Regions from separate parts of the Homo sapiens genome. Here region 1 is linked to region 2. The links are chromatin contacts, found by Hi-C in ENCODE. All regions are on one chromosome and are shown on one strand. The core of a region is the stretch at or near the end of the contact, and the rest is flanking DNA. Distances in the headings are between cores, read along the strand shown. Region 1 overlaps NBDY (negative regulator of P-body association). Region 2 overlaps IQSEC2 (IQ motif and Sec7 domain ArfGEF 2).

Region 1 (2,700 bases), core at 141-2,640, 3.5 Mb after region 2:
GGCAGACAGTCCCCTTGGGACCCTTGGCCCTCTGTGATGCCATGGGAATCTGTGTTGCGTGGTGGCCTTCCCCAGTTCCCCTAAGCCACCCTCATGTCACCCCTCCCCCCCACCCCATGTGAAAGCCAGGACAGCCTGCACAGAGTCAGACTTCAGTCAGTTGCTGAGTATCCCCTCTGAGGGAGATTCCTGCCACACGCCCTGTGACTGCCTGTTGAGCTGTTCGCTCATTTTGGTGACCTCCATGTGCCAGCCCAAGGTGGTAAACTCTATCTGGAGCTCCAGGCTTTGGGAGAACCACCAGTCCTGCAGCAAAACCTTGGGTAATTCAGCTGGGTGACCAGCACCTTGTCCTGGGGCGGCAGCCCCATGATCCCAGTCTTCCTGTGGTTTCCCAGTGGCCATGATTATGTATCATTTGTCTTCTATTTTTCTGCATGAGCATGAGCCATGAAACCTGGAGAGGGCCAAAGGAAAAGCAAAGGCTGGCGGCATAAAGAGGATTTCCGCAGTGTCTCCTGCCTACTGGTCCTAGGTCGTAGGGTCCCTTAAGTTTGGTGGTCAACCTGAGACCAGGTGGCTGGCTCCTTTTTATCCTCCCTGTCTTTTTTTTGTTTCTCTTTCCCTTTTCTTTTTTTCACATTGGAAAGGGTGGAGGCCGTCGGATTGGAGGGGCAGGGTTAAGCTTGTAGTTGGCCTTTGTAGAGCCATAGTGCCATCGAGCGGAATCTGTTTCTGGAAACTGGAGGCAGCTGGGCATGAGTGCTGGAGAAATCCCAGGAGCACGAAAGAGATGGTGGCGGTGTGGGGCCCCCAGGCTGAAGCTGGACGAGAGAGGAACTCCTGGCTGGCCCTTTGCCCTTGCTCATTACCAGGATGGCACCCGGGCTCCACAGCCCTCTCCGAAAAAAGGGCAGGAAGGGGCGGCCCTCCATGGGTTCCCCTGGCCATCTCCAGGAATTGCCGGGCAGGAGTCGTCCCGCCCACAGCACCCCACAGCTCCTTGGTTCACTGGGAGGATAGGGGACCTCTGGCCCCAGCGTGATTCCAGGCAAGGGCACCCCAGAACTCCCCACAAAAGAGACCAGTGTAAACGACCCCAGTCTCGGCCGTCAGTAGTCAGTGGCTTCCCTTAAGCCCACCTCAAGATGGCTGCCAGGGCACCTCCGCACTCTGGACTGACTGGTCTTGGGGCTGCCTGGCTGCTCTGTCCCTGGGCCTCTAGATTAGCTGCTTCTCCGTGGGGTCCAAATGGCAGGCACACTTCCTTCAAAGGTTTAAAACCGCGATGGGGGAAACTCTGGCTTAGTCAGAGTCCACCCAGCCCGACATATTCTCGCTGAAGTCTGTGCCTGTCAGAAGGCAAGTATCCCTGCAGCCGGTCGTGTTCAGAAACAACTGCCGCTGGATGGCAGTGTGGCTCCAGAAATGGCAGTCACTTATTTCCCTTGCTTTTCTCTTTCTCCTTTTGCTTCCAACAAAACAAAACAAAACAAAAAGAAAAGAAAGAAAGAAAGAAACCGGCCAAGGAGCGCTCACCTCATCTACAGCAGGACTCCCCACCTACATGGTCTCTTTGGGGAAACCTGCAACATGCGAAAGGCTCTCTGCCTCCCTCCTTCCCTCTGGATTCCTCTCTGGGCAGGGGTCCCAGTGAGCCAGAGGAGCCTATCCTCAAGAAATCCCACCCTTGGGGCTGTGGCATGGTGGGGATAGGTCGCACTGGGGGCAATGTGAAGGGGTATGGGGGAGGGGTGTGTGAGTGCATGGGCCTGCTTGTAGGCCACTGCTGATTACTTCTCTGAATTTGCACAAGCCTCCTAAGGAGACCAGGCTGCCTGCTTGTGAGCACTACGCTTGTAAATAGGGAACACACTGTTTCTTGGGGAAGGGACAAAAGCTTGGATCAAAAGCACCCAGGTCCAACAGGCATCCATAGATTGTTGACCCTTCTAGCAGAAGAAGGTCGGGCCAGGTGTCTGTCAGGATGAGACTCGACAGATTGGACACCTGTCCCAGGCCTTCAGCTACTTTTCTCACTGGAGCCCAGGCACTCATCCATGCCCAAGAGTAGGAGGGGTATTCTGGGTGGCTTCCACAGGCGGCTCTCCTAGAGAAAGCCACTTGGCATAGCTGATGGAGCATGTGTGCTCACTGAATGTGATGGCTCACCAGTTAATTCCCCGGGCATCTTAGTCATTCTGCCAAATACATGGGTAGCCAGGCCCCAGCCATGCTCACTTTCGCCTGGGCCTCCTCTGTGTTCCTGTGCTGGGCATGGAAGTGAAGGTTGAGGCTGGCGTGTCTTTGCAGATGGTGAGGTGGCTGTTCCTTGGTTTGATACCGAGCACTCTGGGCTCCTCAAGCTGAATTCTATTGCTTGTCAGATTATTCAGCCTGGAAAATGGATGAGACAGTGGAGGACAAATTGTGCCACCCCTTTTGGGTCTCCAGGCAGAAATGGGAAAGCCATGCATGGGTCCTTCATACAGAACACTTGTTGAGATGCAAAGCTGTGGCCTCATTGCTCTAAAGGTTGCATGTCTTACCCATGCCTCTCAGTGACTGGAGAGCAGCATGGAACACAACCATCTCAGAATATTGCAAATGTTTTCTTTCTTCGCTTGTTACAAGTCTTCCTGGATGTGTAGGCTGCACTGGGAACGTGCAGAGCTTTAGAGGAGAGAAAATTCACCCTAC
Region 2 (2,700 bases), core at 124-2,623:
ATACCTCTGTGTGTTTGCTCATGCTGGCCCCTCTGCCTTAACCTCCCTTTTGCCCCCAATTCCCACCAACCCACATGCTGTCCTTCTTCACCTAGCTAACTCAAACTCATCCTCCAAGCCTCAGCTCAGGTATCACCTCCTCCAGTAAGCCTTCCCTGACAGTCCAGGGTGATGTCTCTCCTTTGAGCACCTGTGGCCCCCTGTGCTCCCCTCTGGCATGACACACTGGATAGCACACTGCAATCGTCTATTTCCACCACCACCTTCTCCACCCAATTATGAGCACCTTGAAGCCAGGAACTATATACTAATCATAGAATTCTCTGCCTGTGATGGCACAAGGCATGGCACATCCTGGCATGCAATGTTCACTGGACTGACCTCTCTCTCTGAAATGTGGTGAGCTGCCACATGGTTTCTCCTCCTGTCCTCCCACAGCACAGAGCTTTACAGAGTTATTATTAATAATAATGGCTATCGCTGAGTAAACACATACTGTGTGCTCAGCGCTTCACCTACGTCATCTTATTTAATTTTCACAACCATCACAATGAGATGGGTTGTTTATGAATTGGCTGGCATATCAGATATACAGTTGTGAGAGATGCCTCTCAGATTTATAAGAAAATGTGGGGGAAGAGCCAAGTTAGGTACTTTTCATCACAGATATAATGACAATAATTCTAAAGTGGTTATATGAAGGAAAATATTGGTTTTATTCAGGTGAATGCAGTATGCTGTATCCTGGAATCCAGCAGGAAATCACAGGGCCTGGATATGCAGTCCTATCACTCCTTTAAAAAGGTATAAAAATCACATCGCTCCAACGAAATGCACTAGTGAAACATTAGTGAAATGGTACCTATTAGGTGATGATAGTGATACATTTACATCTAAAATGTTGGAGGAATAATCCTGATCAGCCGTGTAGCTCTGGCTTGTCATCTTTGTTTTGAAAGGGATGCGATGCATCGGTCTTTGCATTGTTGTGTGTTTGCCACATTCCGCCTCTAGGGGGCAGGGCAGTCTCATGTATTATTTTCCATTCTCAGCTTTCCAGCCTGATCAGGACCTTGATGTACGGTATGCCAGGCAGCCAGGAAATTTTCTGATACAATTTTTTTGAGGGAGGTAGGGGGCTGGCAACATGAATCTCATGCATCAGAAAATACAGTTTTATTCCTATTTACTACTTGAGAAAACTGAGGCTCTGAAAGTGAAGTGATTTGCCTAGAGTTACACAAAGTCCTTCCATGGCACCACACTTTCTCTGAATGCTAAGGTCCCAGAGAGCTTCAGCTACTAAGCACTGGGGAATGGGCTTCCCCGTGTAAATGCTTCCAACAGGCAGGCTTGGAGAGAAACCAAATACCATGAGGAAGTTATAGTAACTGGCAAATTATGTTGCCCTAAACGAGCTTCCCCAAAAGAGGAAGTAAGTCACTTACTAAGCATTCTTCCCCATGACCAATGTTTATGATCCTGCCAGGGAACACTGCAGTGAGTGAGGCAGAGGGGCCAAGTCTTATGTCAACCCTGAGATACCATGTCCAGCTCAGGGTCTGAGCTCAAGAAAGGTTTGATGGATAAATAAGCAACTTCCCACTGGGCTGAGTGAACTGCACACAGGTCCTGTGCAGGCCTCTTTGCTCCTTTCAGAACAGAAGACTTGGCATCGAGGGTCAGGACCACAGCCTGACATGGCAGGGAGAGATAATGATCAGCAGATTGGTCTAAATGTCTCCAAAGTCTCGTCCAAGTCTGCTACCTTGACATTCTATGAATCGGAAGGCTGGTGAGCGTGAGAAGAGACAGCAAAGGCCAAAATGGCTCCAGGGAGCATGAGAAAAAAGCCACAGAAAAGCCAAAAGAATTTATTTTTCCTTAGGGATGGGATCTCAATTTGTTGCCCAGGCTGGAGTGCAGTGGCACAATCATAGTTCACTGTAACCTCAACCTCCCTGGCACAAGTGATCCTCCCGCCTTGACCTCCCAAAGTGCTGGGAGCTACTGTGCCTACCCCAAGAGAATTCTGAAGTTGTCATTTCTTACTACAGGAGTCCTGGAAGGAAGAAAAAATTAGGTACCTTTGGCTATTAGTTCAGCAGGACTCAATCAGACATTCATTTATCTACTCAGTATTTATTAAGCAGCTACTATGTGCTGTGCTATGTGTTTCCAAGCTTTTAGCTCCTTCACTCATGCCCACAGCACCTAACACAGAACCTGACACACAAAATGCACTCAGTATATGTCAGTTAAATGTAAATCTGAAGGGGGTCTCAGTCTAACAGAGGGGACATGAGATGTAAACAACCATGAAGGAATAAAAAGGGGCAATGTGCTCATTGAGAGGGTCAAGGATAGACCAAACATCAGAGACACCAGCAAACAGACATAGGAGAGGTAACAGCTGAGTCCAGCCTGGGAACTGGGTACAGCAGCCCAAGAGAAGGGAACAACATGAGCAAAGACCTAGAGGCTAGCAGAAGGCCTGAGTGGGCTAACCAGGGGGGCACACGGGTCAGCCTGGCTGGAGCATAGTCTGTACAAAGACGAGAGGAAAAAGGCAAACTGGGGACAGATCCTAAGAAGACCATGCAGGGCAGGCGGAGGAGTTCTCAGGCCAAAGAGAGAGTGAAACTACTGGAGCTGGACTGCAGAACATGGTCTGGCTGCACCTCATCAGAGGCTTGATGG

The links. A loop is a pair of places that touch in the nucleus more often than their neighbours do. Pooled maps may share reads with other maps.
Region 1: a pooled map shows a loop between it and region 2 (3-fold over the local background). The contact joins two enhancer-like sites. A Hi-C loop is called at or near these places in 1 of 168 maps with a recorded cell type or tissue (psoas muscle) and 6 of 50 pooled maps.

The regions. Positions count from the first base shown.
Region 1 is chrX:56,802,326-56,805,025 of GRCh38, forward strand. The region is part of intron 2 of NBDY (negative regulator of P-body association); the gene reads left to right. Among named protein-coding and RNA genes, the nearest start is that of NBDY, 74 kb to the left of the region's middle. RefSeq lists an enhancer at 1,118-1,257. Within about 2 kb of position 1,391, at least 18 of the 41 ENCODE cell types and tissues checked have a DNase peak (open chromatin) inside an H3K27ac peak, as active enhancers do.
Region 2 is chrX:53,312,123-53,314,822 of GRCh38, forward strand. The region is part of intron 1 of IQSEC2 (IQ motif and Sec7 domain ArfGEF 2); the gene reads right to left. Among named protein-coding and RNA genes, the nearest start is that of IQSEC2, 7.9 kb to the right of the region's middle. Within about 2 kb of position 1,374, at least 4 of the 41 ENCODE cell types and tissues checked have a DNase peak (open chromatin) inside an H3K27ac peak, as active enhancers do.